3 separate regions of the Homo sapiens genome follow, and regions 1 and 2 are each linked to region 3. The links are chromatin loops, found by intact Hi-C in ENCODE. Cell type or tissue: A673. All regions are shown on one strand.

What was found. A loop is a pair of places that touch in the nucleus more often than their neighbours do. Peaks named below come from ENCODE experiments on the same cell type or tissue, not always from the same donor. Only the 100,000 strongest peaks of a DNase experiment are listed, where the experiment ranks them.
Region 1: it touches region 3 in a loop (4-fold over the local background); 16 of 110 quality-filtered maps call a loop at or near these places.
Region 2: it touches region 3 in a loop (3-fold over the local background); 2 of 110 quality-filtered maps call a loop at or near these places.

The regions. Positions count from the first base shown.
Region 1 is chr6:116,541,859-116,549,858 of GRCh38, reverse strand. TRAPPC3L (trafficking protein particle complex subunit 3L) reads left to right here and starts at 4,175. Exons shown (of 5, transcript NM_001139444.3): 1 at 4,175-4,386; 2 at 6,459-6,556. The coding sequence starts at 4,345. It also overlaps a transcript of CALHM4 not described here. In A673, no CTCF peak of the experiment used is centred here; no DNase peak of the experiment used is centred here; H3K27me3 peaks cover 435 bases.
Region 2 is chr6:116,612,197-116,620,196 of GRCh38, reverse strand. It overlaps RSPH4A (radial spoke head component 4A), which reads right to left and starts at 3,718. Exons shown (of 6, transcript NM_001010892.3): 1 at 2,888-3,718. The coding sequence starts at 3,573. RefSeq lists enhancers at 3,399-3,518, 3,569-3,668. In A673, a CTCF peak has its summit at 3,981; a DNase peak (open chromatin) is centred at 3,806; H3K4me3 peaks cover 1,332 bases; H3K27me3 peaks cover 864 bases.
Region 3 is chr6:116,843,792-116,851,791 of GRCh38, reverse strand. No RefSeq gene overlaps it. Among named protein-coding and RNA genes, the nearest start is that of GPRC6A, 19 kb to the right of the region's middle. In A673, a CTCF peak has its summit at 4,335 (motif pointing right); a DNase peak (open chromatin) is centred at 4,371.

The DNA of each region.
Region 1 (8,000 bases), 300 kb after region 3:
GATTACAGGCATGCACCACCATGCCCAGCTAAATTTTGTATTTTTAGTAGATACAGGGTTTCACCATGTTAGCCATGCTGGTCTCAAACTTCTGACCTCAGGTGATCCACCTACCTCGGCCTCCCAAAGTGCTGGGATTACAGGCGTGAGCCACCACGTCTGGCTGGAGAGATATTTTTAATATACTTTTATCAGAAATGAATCCATCAAATAAATATCAGAAAATATATAAAATATACAAAGAACAAACTTAGCAAGTTTTGTCTGAGAGTTTTATATATATAAATAATATATAATGTATTTACATTTCAAAACAGCTAGAAAAGAGGTCTTGAAATGTTCTCAACACATACAAATGATAAATACTCAAGATGATGGATACGCTAAATGCCCTAACTTGATCACTGTATATTCTATCCATGTACCTCATAATATCATGTATCAACACAAAAATTTAAAAAAGCAAAGCCTGAAGTGTATATAGTGACATGTTCAGTAAAGCTCAATAGTAAATGCCACATCTTTCCTTAGGCTTATACTTTTATTTTTATTTTTTACATATATGTACATTTTGAGACGGAGTCTCACTCTGTCACCCAGGATGGAGTGCAGTGGCACCATCTCAGCTACTGCAACCTCCACCTCCCAGGTTCAAGCGATTCTCTTGCCTCAGCCTCCCAAGCAGCTAGGATTACAGGTGCCCTCCACCACACCTGGCTAATTTTTTTGTATTTTTAGTAGAGATGGGGTTTTGCCATGTTGGCCAGGGTGGTCTCGAACTCCTGACCTCAGGTGATCCACCGACCTCGGTCTCCCAAAGTGTTGGGATTACAGACGTGAACCACCATGCCTGGCCTTCTTATGTTTAAAATTTTATATTTAAAAATGAACTTAATTAAAGTACAGATGGTCCCCACCTTACAATTGTGTGAAGGCAATACACATTCAGGAGAAACCCTACATCAAACATGCACACAACCATTCTGTTTTTTATTGTCAGTGCAGTATTCAATAAATTACATGAGATATTCAATACTTTATTATGAAATAGGCTTTCTGTTAGATGATTTTGCTCAACTGTAGGCTAATGTAAGTGTTCTGAGCATGTTAAGGTAGGCTAGCTTAAGCTATGCTGCTCGGTACATGAGGTATATTAAATGCACTCTGACTTCTGAATGGTTTGTCGGGATATAACCCTATCACAAGTTGAGGAGCATCTGTATAAGGGGAGTGAGGAAGTGGGGAAGGAAATTGTAGACCATTCTTTCAGGGAAGTATGTAGTAAAGGATGGAGCATAGATTGATTAGAAAACATTATTGGATTGTAAAATTCTTGCTGTAAAGGAGTTTGTAGATGATAAATTCCCAAGTTTTACTATTGCTTACTGTTGAAAGAACTAATCACTTCATCTGCAGTGCCAATGTGTAACTTGCTAATGACTGTGAATGATTACATTTATGAGTAATCAATTTTCTTAGTTCTTTTGTGATGCTATAATACTTCAGACTAGTATAAACACCAGAAATTTATTTTTTACAGTTCTGGAGGTTGGGAAGTACAAGATCAAGGTGCTGGCATTGTTTTTTGGCAAGGGCTCTTCTCTGCTTCCAAGATGGCACCTTGTTGCTATATCCTCACATAGCAGAAGAGCAACAAAAGTCTAAGCTATTTCCTTCCAGCCCTTTTATAAGGTGCTAATTCATTCATAAGGGCAGAGCCTTCATGACCTAATCGCTTCCCCAAAGGCCCCAACTCTTAAAACTACCACAATGGGCATTAAGTTTAAACACATAAATTTTAGGGACATTCAGACCTTTGCCTTCTCTGATAGTTTGCGGGTGATCATACAACCGACAGATCAGCGGATGTCATCCTCTATTAGCACCTTCCCAAGTGTCTACTCTGCTGCCCATGTATTCCCAAAGGACCAGCATAGGGGCATAGCTCAATTCACCATTTACTTGGGTTGGTTGACTGCAGTGCAGTTTTACCAGACTGAAGAATGTGTCTTTCTCCTAACCCCAGTTCCAGATTTAGTCCTAACAAGACTAAAGAACTCTTAGTAAAACAGGAAAAACTTTGCTTATGCATTATCTTGGAATAATTCTTTCCTAGTTGGCTGCCAGGGCAGACATTATAGATCATGTACCCGCTTGAAACATCATCTCTGTGCTTTCTTCTATTTAAGGGAGGAGTACATTTACATTAAAAAAGGAGTCTGGGGAACACAGGGCTCACTTGCATCCTAAGAGCTGCTGAAGACTAGCAGGTTTCATAGACTGAAAACCAGCAAACCAGTGTCCCCTGTGATGATGAGTACAGCTGTGGTCGTGAAGGTTGTGCTTTGTACAGTAGCACCTGGCAGGGGCTCTGCTCCTTCCTTAAGCTCGTGTCTTGACTGGAAGGTCAATGGAGCAGAGGGGAGCCATGTCAGTCTGAAGTAAAAGCCGGCTTTTTCTAATACATCCAATGACATCCCGAATTCTCCCGATGGCCATAATGTGACCATACCACAGCCATTAGAGTTTGGTGAAATTGATTCCAGTACCGCCATCACCTCGCAGCAAGCACACAGGCCCTTTGTAGGTTATTCTCTGGGGTATCTTACTCAGAACTAGGATTGCCCACAAATTGACCCAGCAACATGCTGTCCCTGCACCTTAGTAAGCTTTTTGAGTCTGCCTCTAAAATAGTTTGCTCTAACATAATTAGAGTGTGTGCGGTACAAAATAAATTTGACTTGGAATCATCAAAATTAGCCCAAATCCCTTCTTGTTGCCAACATCCAGATAACCTTGAATACATTTCTCAACCTCTCTACTTTTAGATTCTTATCCTGTAAAATGGCCATGATTACAGTACTATTTCACAGATTGTATCTGAATTAAAATGAGATGAAGAGAACGAAAACCATGTTGTAAACTGTAAATTTGATATACATATAAGTCGTTATTATTTGCTACTGAAAAACTCTCCACCCCATACCCCACAACTAAGTGAAATTAATTTTCCTGAGATCATAGTGTCATAGAACATATGCAGTGATGGAAATGCCTTAGGTATTGTAGAATTCCATTCAATTTATCCAACCACAAGAATAACCTATAGTAACTAGTTATTATATGGTGCATTTTAATGTGTTTTACGGTACGCCTCGTCTCTTTGGTTCTCACAATTATTCTGTGAGGTGAGTGATATTGTTGCCATTTTGCAAATGTGGAAACTGAGTCATAGAGCAATAAAATGGCTTGCCCAATGCCACACAGCCAGTAAATGGTAGGGCTGCAACAGCCTGAGCCTTCCAAATCCTCCTAGGTTCTTTCAACTACACCACACTTTTCGTCAAAGTATTCTTGAGTTTGTCACTTTATAGCAAGAATTTTCCAGAACAAATAGGACTAATGGACTCAAACTATAAGTAGAAGAAAATTACTTTCCTAAACTGAGTTTTCCGCTTCCATTTCTGGAAAGATTTTGATCCTACTCTGCACCCTGCAGTTGTCAAGGTGAAAGGATTTTTTTATTTGAACTTTAAGTATTTCTGCGTAAATAAAGAGAGCCTTCAATAGCTTACGTCTCAGGAGCTCTCAAAAGAAAGCTAAGGGCTTACTTTCTCTATCAGAATCATTATACATTATGATACTGTAGAGCGCCCATTTTGAACAACAGTTTTGTAAGAAAATATTGCCCATTCTATCACTCCTTAATGTTGTTGATTGCTGCTAATGAAAAGCAAAAAAGTTACCAGATATATTTGAATACTGTAATCACACAAGATAGGGATCTATGGTTTTGGGGACAGTGTGATAACCATTGGTGTAGTTGAGGGATCACGTTTTAACTCAGGATTTATTACCTACAGATTGCTGATCTTGTCTCTCTAATTCTTACAACAATCAATCCAAGACTGAATAATGCTAACATTTAGATCTATCTTGGATTGCGAAGGTTTCTGTTTCTGATTTTAAAACAATGTCTTGGCCTGAGAACAAAACACCACTCTTGAACTCCCTCGGGCTAAAGAATTTTTTGAGTTGCAGTGCTTCAGGTCTGACTTCACATTATCAGCTTTTATGGCTCTAGATTACAATTCATCCTTACAAATGAAGCAGTTATTTGATCCATGGCAAGTTACGTGGCTATAAGACAATCCTGTTGTTCATGGTTTTTTTCCCTCTTCAGCTCAGCAAAGAGCAAAAGCAGCAGAGTGCAGAAGCAGCACTCCTGTCTCAAAGCGAGGAAGAGCTTACAAAAACAAAACAAAAAGACATGGACTGATACACCTCTAAGAAACAGGCAAAAGAAGAGAAATTGAAGATCATATTCTTCATCTATCAAGCACTATGTCTCGCCCTGCACACCGAAGACCAGAATACCATAAAATAGTAAGATCTTTCTACAAAGAGATTTTTTCTACTTCAGAGAAAATGTTTTCTTGAGTGATTTCTGATTGATTTTAAAAACTGATGCTATAAGAATTTTTAGTGGAGGAAAGACAGTGTTCAGCGAAGTGAATCATAAATGACACATCTAGGAATAATTATGATTATCTCCTACATAAAGAATAATCAATTCTTTATACACACTTTAAGGTCTTCTTTTCTGACTAATTATATCAATATGAGTGTCAATTTTTTCACCTCTGACAGAAAATATGAAAATATTAGCAATTTTTTCTATTTCATACTTCAGGAAATGGGAACTTACATATATATGTATATGTATATATATGTATGTATGTATATATATATGTGTGTATATATATAGTTGATTATGTGTAAAACTGAATCGAAATAGGTCATCAAAAAAGGATTGCCTTTAAAAATGTTTCCTAGTCTTATTGTAGCTTGGTATGTAATATCATCCTTTCTATATATTCCAGGTTAAGAGTTATTTATAAACCTTATTTTTTTGCAGATTAGTTTTAAATAATATTCTTTAATACTCTCTTATAGTTTTAGTCACTCAGATACTACAGATACAAAAACTCACTGTTAACTTTAAAATTCTGTTAATTATGTCAGGAGACTGATGGGCATTTGATATAATTAAGTAATTTCAGACTTGGTGTTTAGAATTGTAGTGACTAACTAGCATACTTCAGTTTGAAATGCCTGCAGATACCTCCTCTGGCCTTCTGGGATCTTGATTTATTTTCCTGTGGGACTCTCAAGTGCTAAAAATATATGGTACATAGTTCATATTATACCGAAATCACTTGATTTTATAAAGCAGTTAAAATGTATTTTTATCCTGATACATTCATAACCTACTGAAATAGTTAATGATGTTCTTTCAGATATTCATATGATTATTTTTATTGTTTTAAAAACGATAAAGATAAACTTATGTTGACCTTTCCTGGCATCTGTGGTATGGATTTGAGACCCAATTGAACAGATAGTTCAAGGTACAGTCCTTGGCCATGAAGCAGAATAGAGAAAGCTGGCCTTTATGGGTACTGAACCAGAAACTCAGCTGGAAATAAAATAGATTTCAATATATAATAGTGCCCACCCATCAGGGACAGAGAAGAAATTCCACTATTTCAGTTTGGCCTTAATTATAAAGGGACACAATGTTGGGGCCATGGCATGTAGGTAGGGTATGATTTTTTCTACTTTTCTCTTTTTCAAATTCTTTTGTTTTACTGCTAGTCACAACAATCTCATCATTCTCTCTCTCTCTCTCTCTCTCTCTCTCTCTTCTTCACCTTTGCTTATCTTTATGCTGTAGCATTAGTACATGGCAGCACTTTGTCTTCTGCTGTGGCTCTTATATGTTGAGCAGACTTTTCATTGATAATTTACCAGCATTTCTTGTGATTTATTATTAGGTTCTTGGAAAAACCCTAAGCCAAACCTAAATTGTCTTAAGTTTTAGTTTTCATTTATAATTTACTCTAAAAATGGGACATATTTTGGAGAACTATAAGGAAATATCACATTCCCCTTTTTTCTCTAAGTAAAAAGAAAAGAAACTCACAAATTTGCTGCTACATTTGGGTTTATCCTGAAGGTCTCCTTGGCAGATCTGGGGGCCATTAGGGATTGTGCAGACGCCTGAGAAGTCTTATCCAATTCTTGCTTCCAACTGAAAACATGGATGGCATATATTTTAGAAAAACAGAAATTTATGTTAGAAATTAGTATTTTTAAAAAACTGTCCTCCATGAAAATACATTGCAAGTTATCATGTAAGCAAATGCATAGAAAGATGTTATCATGTTACGAAATTCATTTTATTTAACAGCTCTCTCTCCCCCACCTCACATCAATGTATCCAAATGTGAATATAATTTGTTTTCAAAAGTGCAAATTGTTGCAATAATAGGAGGAAGGAAAAAATGTACAGGTGACTTCTAAGGCTACTTCAAACCAGATTTTATAAACAAAAGAAATACAGTAGTATACTGTCATAACTTGCCTATAACCAGAAACTACCCCTTTTTCTCCAGAATAAAGATCTCTTTGTCCTTACCTATGGAGCTCTGGTTGCCCAGCTGTGTAAGGATTATGAGAAGGATGAAGATGTGAACCAATATTTAGATAAAATGTAAGTGGAAGTCCTTCATTCTTATTGAATGGCTGTTGTTTCTTACATCACCTGCATTCTTTCTGCCTCTAATGACTTCCTTTGCTTCATTTCACCAGCTGTTCTTCTGTCTCAATTAATCACATCTGAAAGCTGAACATAATTTCTTACAAGTGCCATTTGGGTTGATAGAATAAGATAATAGGAAGGATTTTTTTCCTACAAATATCAAGTGTGGGATGTTTTCTCTTTAGTTAGAAATCATTTCTTAAGTGACTTAAGAGTCGCTTATAAGCAAAAGATGTGGTAAAATTGAAATTATTCTATTAACAACATGAGGGAACATCAAATTTTATTCTTTTCAGAAGTCTTTTGTTCTAACACAACTGCTTCCAATATAAATATATGCTTACACAACCACAGACCATCTATTGAAAGATATACAAGAAACTCACAATGGTAGTTTCCTAAGGGGAAGATGGAGAAAATAGGAATTGTGAATTAAAGGGAGAGTTTATTTTAAGATAGCATTTTTATTGTTTGAATGTTTTTTAATCATTACTATGCTTTTCTTAAAAAACATATTAGGTAGAAAAACTCACTTCTTCCTTTTTAAATGAGACCCATTCTCTTTGTCTTTATTGTTGGAGATTCCTCCTGCACAAATTCCACCTTTTGATTTTCTCTGAGTAACTATGTGATCATCAGATGATTGCCAAACAATAAAACATCTGTCAATGGTTTTTGAGCTTTTTAATTATAAACTCTGAAGAGGACTCTAACAGAGGAAAGACTGGAAAATGTGTACTGGTTAGAAGATTTATCTAGGCAGATTGAAGGGGAAATTTAGCCTAACATTTTAGAGCTTTTTAAAAGGGTTCATTGTATTTTCAGTTGAAATACAGAAAAAGACAACATAAAGATTGAAAGTCTTTTTAAAAAACTCTCATTTTTCTTCTTTCTGTATGCATATTTTTTTCTTTTAAAAAAATTATAATTTATTTTTGTACACATGACTTTTTTTTGGAATTTCTACTTAATTAGTCAAGGGCATTCGCAAAGAAGAGAACTGCCCAACTGTCTACCTATAGATTTTTCAGTCACTTTGTTAGCTGAACTGTCTGTCTATAGCTGTGAGGAATGTTAAGGTTATTTTACGCTAGCTCACACTTAAACATCTGACATAGCATTTCCAGAAATTACTTCATTTTATTTGACTTATGTTAAACTTGCATTGTTTTGTGAAAAAGCTGTGAATAATAAAAAAGCTCACTTATTTGACTACAAAAATACCTTTGGTTAGCTAATTGAGTACACATTTAACAAATATGAAAGAAATATTAAAGAATAAATTTTTGAGAAGCTGCAGAAAGATCTTTCCTTAAGAAAAAAATTCACATTTAGATTTCCTTAATAGCTTCTGCTGAGAGCCTCTTACATTTTTAATTTATAAAATATCTACTTT
Region 2 (8,000 bases), 230 kb after region 3:
ACAAGTATTTATAATGTGTTCCTTTGCAATTTTAGCAGTTTGTAAATTCAGGCTTGCTATCTAACATAGGGCATTATGACAAGAAGTTCATATCAGAAATTCAAGTAGAGTCCACTATGGAGTAGCAAATTACATTCTTGCAGCTTAAGTAAATTGTAGTTTAAAATATTAACTAATAGGCTGGGTGTGGTGGCTCACGCCTGTAATCCCAACACTTTGGGAGGCCGAGGCAGGCAGATCACGAAGTCAGGAGATCAAGACCATCCTGGCTAACACAGTGAAACCGTGTCTCTACCAAAAATACAAAAAAATTAGCCATGTGTGGTGGCAGGCGCCTGTAGTCCCAGCTACTTGGGAGGCTGAGGCAAGAGAATGGCGTGAACCTGGGAGGCAGAGCTTGTAGTGAGCCGAGATCGTGCTACTGAACTCCAGCCTGGGCGACAGAGTGAGATTCCATCTCAAAAGAAAAAAAAATTAACTAATAAATAATATTTCAAACTGATCTCACATTTCATGAGATTTCTCACATCATACATTAATTTTTTTATTCCTTAGACTTTAAAATTATATCTCATATATCTTAAAGCCTAGTAATAGCTGCAAATATTTGCCACATTGTAGATTCAGTAGGCATTTAATTAATATTTACTGATTAATCAGGAAGCACCCCAATAGATCATGGTGAGAACTTAGGAATTATGATTTATATACATTGGTTTTCATCCATAGTTTCTGACTCATAAGTCTCATACCGCTTCTCATTTATCCCCAAGATAGGCCTTAGAAACTAAAAGTATACTCTGTTTCTCCATGTCTGGCCATAATAAAATTCTCTAACCTACTTTGTCTGATTGATGGTCATAAGACCCCCATTTCAAAAGAGGTCCTGCCCCATATCAAGGAGGAAAGAATGCTCCACAGAGAGGCCAAGAAGAATCTGGTTAGGCCTTGCTGGGCTTCCCCACTCAGTCTATTAGCATTAGATTATACCCCTTTTCTACACAGTCACCAATCATACCTATCCAATAACATATCCATAAAAGGCCCAAGAGAACAGGTTTAGGGGAGCATCTGATAGCTGAACACATGGAGGTTGCTGGAGGGTGGCCTTCCCAGAAAGGGCAAGGAAACTTTGCACTCCTTCCCCAATACTTCTTCATATGCATCCTTTGTAATATCCTTTATAATAAACCAGTAATCATTAGTGTTTCCCTGAGTTCTGTGAGCCACTCTAGCAAATTAGTCAAACCAAAAGAGGGAGTTGTTGGATCCCTGGTTTATAGCTGGTTGGTCAGAAGCACAGGTTAATCAGCCTGGGGCTTGTAATTGGCATTGGAAGTGTGGGGCAGTCTTGTGGGATTGAGCCCTCAACCTGTGGGATCTGATGCTATCTCCAGGTGGATATGTCAGAATTGAATTGGAGGACACCTAGTTGGTGCCCACTGCAGAAGTGATTGCTTGCTTGTGGATAGGGAAACAGAACCCCAAACATTTTGTCACGGAAGTCTTCTGTGTTGAGGCTGGGCGCAGTGGCTTACGCCTGTAATCCCAGTTACTTGGGAGGCTGAGGTAGGAGAATCGCTTGAACCCAGGAGGCAGAGGCTGCAGTGAGCTGAGATGGCACCACTACACTCCAGCCTGGGCGACAGAGCTGGCTCCGTCTCAAAACAAAGACAAAACCAACAGCAACAACAAGAAGTCTTCTATGTTGGTTGTTGTAGAGTGAGAGAATAGAAAAAGCATTCATTTCTTCTTAATAGTTGCTAGCATTGTGCTACCACTAAGTATATAGTGGTATACAAAATTCAGAGTCCTTGCTCTCTGGGGGCCTCCAATCTAGTGGGAGAGTCAGATATTAAAATATAAGTCTGTCTCTCTGTATAAAAAATTATAAATGACATTAAATGCTATGAAGGAAAAGAATAAGCTTTTTAGTAGTGTTCCATGGAAGCTGAGTTCTGAAGAATGAGGAGCCAGCCAGCCAAAGACTTAGAAAAGAAGCCTTCTGGGCAGAGGGAACAGCCATGGGGCTAGAGCTTAGTGATGGAGGGAGAGGTAAGAGTCGGTAAGTGTTGTTAGCCACTGGAATCTTGAGCAAATTAGGTTCTCCATGACTTGGTCTCCTCATTTACAAAAACAAATGAGTTGTATTAGATGTTTTCCAAAAGCCCTTCTAGCCCTAAAATTCTACTGACCCTATCATTATGTAACTCTGGAAGCAAAAATCTATAGAAATCTATACATGTCATAAGTTCTAAAATTAAAGCTATAATGGGATGGGCAGAACATATGTAGACTATTGATCATCACATTTTAAGAGACTTGGATAAAATGGCATGTGTTCCAGGTAGCTTGTATAGTGACCAATTCTCCGAGTTTGCGAGGACTAAGGGGTTTCTTAGGATAAAGAACTTTCAGCGCTCAGCCAAACTGAGATGGTGGTCACCCTAGCACTGCCTGGGTTGGGAACTCAAAAGCCATGCAAGCAATAGCATCTACAGATGAGAGACGTGATTGCTTTCACTGGTAGACAATTATTTTTCACAAGCATCCTGGAGAGATGCTTGGACTTTATGGTCTTTATGGTCTTTTTCAAGCCCGAGATTCCATAATTCCTAAGTTTTATTTTGTTGTGTGCCTAGGGTCTTTAAAGAAGCTGGAGGAAAAGGACAAAAAAAAAAAAAGGTTAAGAAAAAGAAGGTACAAGAATCTCCATTAATGACCTGTTTTGAGTCATGTGATCCAGAGTTATGTCATTAACTCTCTTTTACTAACACAATCTTTCAAATATATTTTGATTCACCCACAGAAACACACTCTCACACAGAGATACTCACACACCCTCTTGCTTTGCCAAACATTTATCTTTTTTCCCTCTGAGACTTACAGATTAAAGCCCGAATTGCTGCTAGTCTTCAGCAGGTAAGCCTTAGCATTCTGAATGGTGATCTCAAGCATGCTGGGGGCCACTTCAGAGCCCCCAGGCGCCGGCTGCTGTAAATCATAGTCACTGTTTGAGTCTTCCTCCTGAAAAACGTCAAATCTCAGCTCTTTCTGTTTAGCGTTGTTATAGCTCACGTCCCTTCGTCCACACAGGTGGGGTTTGGGTTGCTGAGACTGTTGAAAGGTGTTTCCTTCTGACTGGCTTGTGTGATGAGGAGTTGATTCTCTTTTATCAGATGATTGTTCCAAAGGATCAGGATAAGGTGTCCCAGCTTCAGGAATCACACTCGTGGTCCTGTCCGACTGAGGTGGTGCCGCGAGGTCTTGTCTGGCCGGAGCCAGGGGAGAAGGAGAGGAAGAGGGCTCCCGCGGAGAGACAGGAGCAGGTGATGATGTTTCTGGTCCCGCGGGGCCACCCAGAGGCGTCTTGGCTCTAGACTGCGGGCTCCAAGGACGGCTGCTTCGGGACTGGCGTCCAGTTTCTGGCCCCTGCTTCGCCTCCAAGGGCTCAGACGACTCAGGCTCAGAATATTGGGGAGAAGCTGCTGTCTTTCCTTCCCATGGCCGCCTTGTTTCCCCTAGTTCTTCTTGGTTTTCTTTTTCTTGCTTCGGGGAGGTTGAGTCCTCCATGGAAGCAGTTCAAGAAAAAAAATGTTCTGGATGAAAGGGGCGTGAAAATATGGAAGAAGGCAACTCAGTTAAGTTACTTTGCCGCGGTCTCTTAAGCGATTTCTGGGTCCTGGTTGCTCTGTGAGTTGCTGCGTCCTATCTCCATAGCAACCCCAGGCCGGGTTCCTCTCAGAAAAACTCACCGCGCCTGTTGCCAGGATTCGAGGGCGGAGACTAAGAGAGAACGAGAGAGAGAGATGAAAATCCTAGCTTTGTGATTCGGTACAACCCCTGCCCCTCGTTCTATCGCAGCCAATCCGACCTAGACTCGACCAGTCTTGCTTGGAAACCGAGAACTCCAGATCCTGCGCCTTGAGCACAAAGTAGGAAGAATGGCGACCCCATGCGAGAGACCTTTAGGGGTCTGAGACTGATCCAAGTTGTGCTGTGAGGAGCGAGTCGTGCGTTAGTGGAGGGACAGTGTATTCATGAAGCGTGTGTGTGGAGGGTGTGTGTGTGTGAGAGAGAGAGAGAAGGAAGGAAGGAAAGAACGGAGGAAGGAAGGGAGGGAGGGAGAGAGGAGAGTGAGGGGTAGAGAGGGAGGAAGAGACTGACCTTGGTAATCTCGGAGGTGCAGGTAACAATGGGACCCCAGTGTGCTGACCAGGAGACCCCAAGCCTCACATTTAGCGTGCATCAGCTACAACCAACCAACTCTAAAGACTCGGAGAATAGACAAAGCAGTCCTGAGTTTTGTTCTTCCTGCTTATAAGGAATCTCCTGGTGATTAGGCAGAATATTATACTTGAGAAGGCAATGCAGAAAACCTATAAATAGGCAATTCATGGGTTACCCGTTTTCTAATAATTGAAATTCAAATTAACACTAAACTATATTGGCATAATATAATTTTTATTTGATAATGTAAATGTAAATGCATAATTTTGCAATGATTTAAGTTCAAGATTATGACTATTCATTTATAGTATACAGTCTCCAATATGAAGAAGGTATAGAAGATTGGACCATATCTGGACTTAACTATAAACCATATATTAATTAAAGTCTTTAATGTTAATTGTTTTGTATTTCTTTCTCTTTCTAAATATACCAACAAATACTTGGCATTTGACAGTTTACATTGATATAGCTTCTATTTAGCAAGATGTTGCTCTAAATTCTAACTTCATGGAAGAACATAATACTCCTCCATTCAGTGTGGTGAGGGAATCACAGACTAAAATAATTTGATAAAAACTGTGTGCACACACACAAAATGTTGAATATAACTTCTGCTGGTACAGAGACTCTTTAAAGTCAAATGTCTGGGATTTAGAATGCTTGGATTTCTAAAAACAGAACATTAAGATAAACTAGAACAATAAATTCTGGGGTTTTTTGGTAATTGGTGCAAGAGTTGAGGAAGTTAGCATTTTTTCCCCCTTAATTTCTCCCTTGCAGCTGGCAAGCTGTAATGGAGGCTTTTTTTTTCTTTGAAAGACAAGCCAGAGGGCCAGGTGTGGTAGCTCACACCTGTAATCCAAGCAGTTTGTCTTTTTTTCACCAGGTAATCCCAGCACTTTTGTGTTTTTTCTTTGAAAGACAAGCCAGAGGGCCAGGCAAGATGGCTCATGCCTGTAATCCCAGCACTTTGAGAGGCCACGGCAGGTGGATCAGTTGAGGTCAGGAATTTGAGACCAGCCTGGCCAACATGGTGAAACTGCATCTCTACAAAAATACAAAAATTAGCTGGGCATTATGGCGAGTGCCTGTAATCCCAGCTACTCCGGAGGCTGAGGCAGGAGAATTGCTTGAACCCAGGAGGCGGAGGTTGCAGTGAGCCAAGATCGTGCCACTGCACTCCAGCCTGGACGACAGCCTGTTATCCAGGCTGGAGTCAGAAAAGCCTGTGTCAAAAAAAAAAAAAAAAGAAAGAAAGAAAAAGAAAAGAAAAGAAAAAGAAAAAAGAAAAGAAAAGGAAAAAAGAAAAGAAAAGAAAAAAAGACAAGCCAGAGAAGGGTAGTAGGGCCAGGAGAAAGAACGCATGAAGGAACAGACATAGCTTGCTTATCTCTCCAGTTTAGGAGTGAAGAGCACCTGAAAGGAACAATGTAAGTGTCCGTTATTATTCCTGCTTCATTTTCAGTCCAGAGCTTTATCTTGACTTTGACTCTAGTAATCCTAAATTTGCTTCTTACTGTTCTTAAGATAAAGACTAAAGCTCTTAGCCTACTTATGTTCCCAGTTTTGTATTATGTGTCATATAATGCTGGCCTTATAAAATGGGTTGAGAAGTGTTTCCTCCTTTTCTGTTTTCTGGAATAGATTATATAGAACTGGTGTCATTTCTTTAAATGTTTAGTAAAATTTACAGTGAAACTGTATGAGTTTGGAAACTTCTATTTCAAGCGGTTTTTAAACTGCAAATTCAAACTTTTAAGTTGTTATAGGACTGTTCAGATGATCTCTTTCATCTTGGATGCATATTGGTAGTTTGCAATTTTAAAGGATTTTATGCATTTCATCCAAGTTGTTGAACTTATGTTTGCAGAGTTCTTTGCAGCATCCCCTTCTCATCCTTTTAATGTTTGTGGGGTCTGTAGTGATATCTCCTCTTCCATTCTTGATTTTGATAATTTGCCCTCTCTTTTTTTCTTTGTCTTATTGGAAGTCCATCAATCTTACTGGACACTGTTAAAATTAGCTTTGGGTTTTATTTATTTTCTCTATTATTTTTGTTTTCAATCTCATTGATTTCTCTTCTTATTTGTTTGCTCCTCTTTACTTTGTATTTATTTTGCTCTTCTTTTGCTAGTGTCTTGAAGTGGAAACTTGGATTATTTATTTGAGATTTCTTTTTTTTTTTTCTGATGTAAGTGTCTAGTGTTTGGTTGTTTTTGCTTTTGTTTGTTTGTTTTGTTTTGTTTTTGAGACACAGTCTCACTCTGTTGCCCAGGCTGGAGTGCGGTGGCACAATCCTGGTTCACCGCAACCTGCGCCTCCTGGGTTCAAGCAATTCTCCTGCCTCAGCCTCCTGAGTAGCTGGGATTACAGGCACCCACCATCACACCCAGCTAATTTCTGTATTTTCAGTAGAGATGAGGTTTCACCATGTTGGCCAAGCTGGTCTCGAACTTCTGACTTCCAGTGATCCACCCACCTCGGCCTCTCGAAGTTCTGGGAATTACAGGTGTGAGCCACCGTGCCTGGCCGTGTCTAGTGTTTTATATATTCCCTTTAAACATTCTTTTTTACATTTTTATTTTTATTTTAAGTTCTGGGGTACATGTGCAGGATGTGCAGGTTTGTTACATAGGTAAACATGTGCCATGGTGTTTTGCTGCACCTATCAACCCATTACCTAGGTATTAACCCCAGCATGCATTAGCTATTTTTCTTAATGCATGTGTTCTTATTGTTCAGTTCCCACTTATAGGTGAGAGCATGTGGTGTTTGGTTTTCTGTTACTGCATTAGTTTGCTGAGGGTAATTGCTTTCAGTTCCATCTATGTCCCTGCAAAGAACATGATCTCATTCCTTTTTATGGCTGCTTAGTATTCCATGATGTATATATGCCACATTTTCTTTATCCAGTCTATCACTGATGGGCATTTATGTTGATTCCATGTCTTTGCTATTGTGAATAGTGCTATAATGAACGTACACATATATCTTTGTAATAGAATGATTTATATTCCTTTGGGTATATACCCAGTAATGAGATTGCTGGGTCAAATGGTATTTCTGTTTCTAGATTTTTGAGGAATTGCCACACTGTCTTCCACAGTGGTTGAGCTAATTTATATTCCCACGTATAGTGTAAAAGCATTCCTATTTCTCTGCAACCTCACCAGCATCTGTTATTTCTTGACTTTTTAACAATCGCCATTCTGACTGGCATGAGATGGTATCTCATTGTGTTTTCGATTTGCATTTCTCTAAGGATCGGTGATGTTAAGCTTTTTTTCATATATTTGTTGGCCGCATTAATGTCTTCTTTTGAGAAGTGTCTGCCCTTTAAACATTCTTTCAGCTGTATCCAACAGATTTTGATATGTCATTTCCTTTTAATTCAGTCCAATATACACTATTTAAAATTTCCCTTAGACTTGCTCATCGAGCTGTGAATTATTTTTAAGTGTGTTATTTAATTTTCCAGAGTTTGGAGATTTTCTTTTTTTTTTGTGATTAATTTATACGTAATTCCATCATTGTCAGAGAATATACTTTGTATGATGTTATATTAAAGTTAAATTTCTGATTTTGGATTTATTTTCTGTGGCATTCACACAGCTTCTTAAATCTGTATATGTTTTTCACCAAATTTTAAAATGTTTCAGCCACTATTTTTTTAAAAAATGTGTTTCTATTCCACACTCATTCTTTTGTTTTTTGCCCCAGTGACATAAATGTTAGATCTTTTGTTGCCTTTCCACAGATCCCTGAGT
Region 3 (8,000 bases):
GGATTTATTCCTGTCATAATGATACTAACTTGTTATTTCAGCAATCATGTCTTACCACAGTGGAGCAGGAAAGAGAGAGCAAGTGGGGAACTGCCACATACTTTTAAACCATCATATCTCATGAGATCTCATTCACTATCACAAAAACAGCATAGGGGAAACTGCCCCATGATCCAATCAGCTCCCACCAGGTCCCTCTCCTAATGCATGGGGATTACAATTTGACATGAGAATTGGGTTGGGACACAGAGCAAACCATGTCATTCAGCCCCTGGCCCCTTTCAAATCTCATGTCCTTCTCACATTCCAAAATAATTTATGCCTTTGCAACAATCTCTCAAAGTCTTAGCTCATTCCAGCATTAACTCAAAAGTCCAAGTCCAAAGTCTCATAATAGACAAGGGAAGTCCCTTCTACCTATGAGCCTGTAAAATAAAAAACAAATTAGTTACTTCCAAGATACAATGAGGGTACAGGCATTGGATAAATTCTCTAAATCTTCTTTTCCAAACGGGAGAAATTGGCCAAAACAAAGGGGCTACAGGCCCCATGCAAGTCCAAAATCCAGCAGGGCAATCATTAAGTCTCAAAGCTCTGAAATAATATCCTTTAACTGCATGTCTCACATCCAGGGCATGTTGATGCAAGGGTTGGGCTTCCAATGCCTTGGGCAGCTCCACCCCTGTGGCTCTGCAGGGTACAGCCCTCACAGCTGCTTTCATGGGATGGCATTGAGTGCCTGCAGCTTTTCTAGGCACATGGTGCAAGCTGCTGGTGGATCTACCATTCTGGGATCTGGAGGATGGTGGCCCTTTTCTCACAGGTACACGAGGCAGTGTCCCAGTGGGGACTCTGTGTAGGGGCTCCAACCCCACATTTCTTCTCCTTATTGCCTTAGTAGAGGTTCTCCATGAGGGTTCTGTCTCTGCAGCAGACTTCCACCTGGACATCCAGGCATTTCCCTACATCTTCTAAAATCTAGGTGGAGGCTCCCAAACTCTTGCTTTTTCTGCACTTGCAGGCCCAACACCATATAGAAGTCACCAAGGCTTGGAGCTTGCACTTTCTGAAGCAACAGCCTGAGCTGTTCCTTGGCCCCTCATAGCCACAGCTGGAGCTGGAGCAGCTGGGACACAGAGCACCATGTGCCAAGGCTGCACAGAGCAGTAGGGCCATGGGCCTGGCCCACAAAACCAGTTTTTCCTCCTAAGGCCTCCAGGCCTGTGAGGGGAGGGGGTACCATGAAGATCTCTGAAGTGTTCTGAAGACATTTTCCCCCTTGTCTTGGTGATTAACTTTTGGCTCTTCTTTACTTATGCAAATTTCTGCAGCCAGCAGCTTTAATTTCTTTCCAGAAAATGGGTTTTCATATTCTACTACATGGTCAGGCTGCAAATTTTCCAAACTTTTATGCTTTCCTTTAAAACATAAGTTCCAATTTCAGTCCATCATTTTGTGAACCCATATAACTGTATGCTGTTAAAAATAGCCAGGTCACGCTTGAATGCTTTGCTGTTTAGTGTTTTCTTCCATCAGTATATTAGTCAGGGTTCTCCAGACGGAGAGAACTAATAGGATATATGTATATACGAACTAGAGTTTATTAAGGAGAATTGACTCACATGATCACATGGTGAAGTCCCACAATAGGCTGTCTGCAAGCTGAGGAGCAAGGAAGCCAGTAGTGGCTCAGTCCGAGTCCCAAAGCCTCAAAAGGAGGGAAGCCAACAGTGCAGCCTTCAGCCACAGACTGAGAGCCCCTGGCAAACCACTGGTGTCAGCCCAAGACTCCAAAGGCCAAAGAACCTGGAATCTGATGTTCAAAGGCAGGAGACATCCAGCATAAGAGAAAGATGAAAACTGGAAGACTCAGTAAGCCAGCTTATTCCACCTTCTTCCACCTGCTTTTTCTAGCCAAGCAGGCAGCCAGTTGGATAGTGCCCACCCACACTGAGAGTGGAGTCTTCCTCTCCCAGTCCACTGACTCAAATGTTAATTTCCTCTGGCAACACCCTCACAGACACACTCAGAAATAATACTTTGCATCCTTCAAACCCATCAAGTTGACACTTAATATTAACCATCACAGCCGGATACCCTAAATCATCCCTCTCAAGTTCAAAGTTCCACAGATCTAGTATAGGGGCAAAATGCCACCAGTCTCTTTGCTAAAGCATAGCAAGAGTGACCTTTATTCCAGTTCCCAATAAGTTCCTCATCTCCATCTGAGGCCACCTAAGCCTGGACTTCATTGTCCATATCACTATCAGCATTTTGGTCAAAGCCATTCAACAAGTCTCTAGAAATTTCTGAATTTTCCCATACTTTCCTGTCTTCTTTTGAGCCTTCCAAACTATTCCAACCTGTACCATTACCCAGCTCCAAAGCTGTTCCACATTTTCAGTTGCCTTTGTAGCAGTGCCCCACTCCCAGTACCAATTTTATGTATTAGTTCATTATCACACTGCTATAAAGAACTACCTGAGTCTAGGTAATTCATGAAGAAAAGAGGTTTAATTGACTCACAGTTCTGCAGGTTTAACAGGACGCATGACTGGGAGAAATTTCTAAGCCTCAGGAAACTTACAATCATGGCAAAGGGGAAGCAAGGCACATCTTGCCATGGCATAGAAGGAGAGAGAGAGCAAGGAGGGAACTACCACACACTTTTAAACCATCAGATCTTGTAAGAACTCTCGTTCTTGTAAGATCCAATCACCTCCTACCAGGTCTCTCCCATGACACGTGGGGATTACAATTTGACACAAGATTTGGGTGGGGACACAGAACCAAACCATATCACTTTCCAACTCATTTTATGACATCAGCATAACCCACCTGTCAAAAACTGACAAAGACATTACAAGAAAAGCAAATTACAGAATATCACTTATAAGCATAGATGCAAAATATCTCAACAAAATAGATTCAACAATATATTAAAAAGATAATACATTATGCAAAGGGGGTTATTCCAGGAAAGCAAGAATACCATAATTTTCTAAAATTAATCAATATAATGTATTACATTAATACAATAAAGAAAAATCAGCACCTCAATAAACATAGAAAAGGCATTTGACATAATTCACCAACCACTCATGTAAAAGCACTCAGCAGACTAGAAAAAGAAGGAAACTTAATTGGGCTCTGTGTCAGGCTGTTCTTGCACTGCTATAAAGACATACCAGAGACAGGGTAATTTATAAAGAAATTAGGTTTAATTGGCTCAAGGTTCTGCAGGCTTCACAGGAAGCATGGTGCTGGCATCTGCTCAGCTTCTAAAGAGGACTCAGGAAGCTTATAATCATGGTGGAAGACAAAGGGGGAGCAGGAATGTCACATGGCAAAAGCAGAAGCAAGAAGAGAGAGTGGAGCAGGGGGAGGTGCCACACTCTTTTAAATGACCAGGTCTTGCAAGAACTCACTATCACAAAGACAGCACCAAGACATGAGAGATCCATCCCAATGATCCAAACATCTCCCACCAGACCCCACATCCAGCATTGGGGATTACAATTAAGCATGAGATTTGGGTGGGGACAAATATTTAAACTATATCAGGCTCAAAAAGGAGAACTGTTACAAAATTAATGAATGAAAATAAGCTGAAACAATGCTTTGTCTATTGTCTCACTCCAAAAATTGGACTGGTGAAATTTATTCTTGCCTTTCAATTTGGGTTTACAAGCAGTCACAAAGATGATGATGTTGATGACAATGACAATAATGACAATGATGGTGACTGTATTTTGTTTAGAAAATTCTTTTGTTCTCAGGATTCAATGACTTGATTAGAATGTCTGGTCCAAATGAATACAGCAAAGAAGAAATTTCACATTTATAGAATTCAGGTGAGCTAAGGTTGAACATATTTTTCTCTAAAACTGAAGTAAACTTACTTCTCGAGGCCCCATATCTGCTCAGGAGTGATAATGCAACCTTATTAGTTCAAGGTAAATGCAGTTATTCAAATATTCAACAAATATTGCTGAGCACTTAGTATGTGTCAGGCACTTGGGATTCATTGAACAAAACAGAAAAAAATCTGGCCTTTGGGGAGCTGATATTTTAGCCAAGACAATTAGATAATATTATGAATGAATAAATTATACAACAGGTTAAAAGGACATGAATATGGAATAAAGTCAAAATTATACAGGATAAGTGGGATCAAGAGTGCTTGGGGGTGGGAATACCAGGAGGCCAGGATAATAGTGTTAATGAAGGTCATCAGTGTAGGCCTCGTTGAGAAGGTGATGTTTGAGCAAATACTGAAGGGAGGTGAAGGGGTTCACCAAGTGGCTATGTAGAAGCACAGAGTGCTAGAAAATGGAATATATTATTTCAAGTTACCAGTAGGTGGGGATGTTGAATAATATTTTTCTAGATTTTCACAAGCCTTGTTCCTAACAACAAGGAAAAAAATGTGGGCATGTGAGCAAACATCTGTCCTATTATATAATCTCTTTTTTAATAGAAAATTTTTTCAAATATAATAAATAACTTTTTAAATGTTTCAAAATAACTGTAAAAATGATTGGATTCAGCCTAGAATGTGAAATCTAGAACTTTTGGAGGGAGGTCCTCTCACCACACAGGGTCAACACTTCAGCGTTTTGCTTCTGAGCTGCTTAGGGGGCTTTAAATCTCATCTAAACTTTGGACTCAATGCTTTCAAAGTGAACTACAGATTACAAATGATGGATAAGTGCCTCACCCGCACACTTCAAGTATGAGGGAGAGGCTGATTCTACTTATTCTCCTACTATTAATAAAGTTATTAAGCAGCTACTGACGGATATCTGGTGCTAAAACAGGTGTTTTCCATACTAGGCCTCATTTAATCTTCATAGCAGCTCTAGGAGGTCAGCATTATCAACTATATTTTACAGATAAGGGAACTGACAAATTAAGTTACTTGACTGCGTTCATTTGACTAGTAAGTGATAAAGACAGAATTTGAGCCTAGCCTTGGCTAACTCATGTTTTGATGCTCATCTGCCTAATATCAAAATTCATTTTCTAAGTTTTAAAGGAAGAACTAACTTAAAAACGTGCATTGCTGGTTTAGCACTTTCTACTAAAGCTAAACATACCTCAATTTAAGGTATCCAATTGATGGCCAGCGTACATTTTGTCCTAGGAGTCAATTCTAACTCAGGAGCCTAGGGATCAAGTGAAACTAGCAAATATCTCCCTCAGTGCCAAAACTATAGCATTTGCTCACCCCTCTTGAAATGCAGCTTCAGTCTCATTGTGAAGTTTTGCTAGCATTTATGGAAGTTGCCAGTTTAGCAACAAAAGAACTATGTTTTCCTAACTTATCTGTGAAGTTATGTTCTTGGACAAGTCATTCTCACCTAAAGGTACACTGTTTTTCCCTGATGCTTTAGGGAATAACAATGGAAAGGAATCTGAAAAAACAAGATACAGAGTGCTAGAAAATATTTTTAATACATGTGTCTAATGAAGAACTTGCATCCAAAATTATAAAAGTCTCCTTTAAGTTGATGAGAAAAAGAGACAAACTCTGTTTTTAAGGTAAAAACACTTAGAAAAGGCACTTCATGAAAAATATTTCCAAATGGCTAATCAGCATTTAGAAAGTTGTTCAATACTTTGTTCACCAGTAAAATGCACATTAAGCTTATGAGACATCCACTAAAATGGCTAAAATGAAAAAGATGATGATACCAAGTATAAAAAGGAAAAGAAACAATTGGGACTCTCATACATTACTACAGAGACTGAAAATTTATACAACTATGTTGAAAACCAATTAGCACTTTCTACTGAAGCTAAACATACATTTACCTTTTGACCCATCAATTAAATTTTATCCCTTGAAAATATGTTGTAAAAATACACGTATATTTACCAAAATATATTACAAGAATATTCATAGGATGATTTTTTTAGTATCCCAATCTAGGAACAATCCAAATATCAGCCAATAGTAGAATGGATAAATTAATGTGATATATTTTTACAATGGAATTCTATACAGCACTGAAAAAAATTAATTACAGTTTATATGACAAAATGGATAAACCTCATAAGCATATTGCTAAGCAAAAGAAACCAAATGCTGTATGAGTCTATTTATATGTAATTTAAATCCAGATAAAACTCTATGTGATAAAAGTCAGAAGAGTAGCTATCCTTACTGGAAGGTAATGACTGGCAGTAGGCTTAGGGAGTCTTCTAGAGTGATGGCAATATTCTGTATCTTGATGTCAGTGTAGGTATACATATGCTTAATTTGTAAAAATTAATCAAGATGTTGTGCTGTTACCTGTACATATATCACACCACAATAAAAATAGTTAAATACATCCCCAGTTCAGCATAACATAGTAAAAATGGAAAATAAGATGAATGGAAAATATGAAGTGTAACCTGAGAGAAACACTGTTTAGCTACAAAGAAACCAGAAAGACTAATGATAAACTTATCTTCAATATGCAATTGATAGCTTTCACACCAACGAGTAAAAGTGAAAAAATAAAGAAAACTTTATCATTTCAGTATGAGGCAGTAAAGGAGGGTGGCAAGCAAAGGAAAAGAAGAGATGGAAGTAACTTCAAATGTAGTAGGAATCACACTACAGGTAAATGGATTAATTTACCTATTAAAATCAGAGAATTTTGAAATCAGGTAGATTTTTTTTAAAAAACTCTTAACTGTATGTGCTTACAAGACAATCCTAAAACAAAATGGAACACAAAAGTCAAAAAATTATGGAGTAATATATACCAGGTAAGTGCTAGCCAGAAGAAAGCTGGCAGTATAATTTTAGTATCAGACAAAATAGGATTTAAGACAAAACATGATACTAGGGATAAAATGAAAAACCCACGAAGAGAATGTAACTATCATAAACATGTATATGTACACCTAGTAATGTAGCTTGAAATATATACAGCAAAACTGGCCAAATTTCAAAATGACATTAACAAATCCCCATTAGTGGATAGCTTTATTTTAACATAGTTTTTATACATATGATATACCTGCATAAATGTAAAGAAACTGTAAGTGCACAGTTCAATTAATTTTCATTTATCAAATTCTGTACCTGGCACCCAGACTGAGAAACAGATCATCAGCATTCCAGAATCCCCTTGTTCCGTTTCCAGTTACTTGAACTCAAGGGTAAACATTATCTCAAATTCTAACACTATAGGATGATTTTGATTGCTTTTTAACTCTATATAAGTGGAATAATATACTAAGCATTCTTTTGTGTTTAGCTTCTTTTTTTCAGCATTATGTTTGGGAGCTGTATCCAATTGTTGCATCTAGATATAGTTAGTATGGGTGAATATACCAAAATTTGTGTTTACATTCTACTGTTGATGGACATTGCAGTTGTTTCTAGTTTTGCATCTCACAAATTGAGCTACTATAAAGATTATTATAAGTGCCTTTTGGTGAAGTTACATGTATATTTCTGTTGGGAGGCTTTCCTAGGAGTGAAATTTCTGGGTAATAGGTGTATGCATGTGTTTAACGTTAGTACATACTGGCAAACAGCTTTGTAATGTTGTAGTAATTTATATTTCCCCCAGGAGTGAATGATAAATCTGGCTGCTTTGAATCCTTACCAACAGTTTTTCTTTCTTTCTTTCTTTTCTTTTTCTTCCTTATTTTATTTTATTATTTTTTATTTTTTTGAGACAGAGTCTCCCTCTGTTGCCCCGGCTGGAGCGCAGTGGCACGATCTTGGTTCACTGCAACCTCCACCTCCTGGGTTCAAGCAATTCTCCCACCTCAGCCTCCTGAGTAACTGGGATTACAGGAGCCCGCCACCACATCTGGCTAATTTTTGTGTTTTTAGTAGAGACAGGGTTTCACCATGTTGGCCAGGCTTGTCTTGAACTCCTGACCTCAGGTGATCCACCCGCCTCAACCTCCCAAAGTGCTGGGATTACAGGTGTGAGCCACCATGCCTGGCCCCAGTACGTTTTCATTTTAACCATTCTGAATCAAGCACT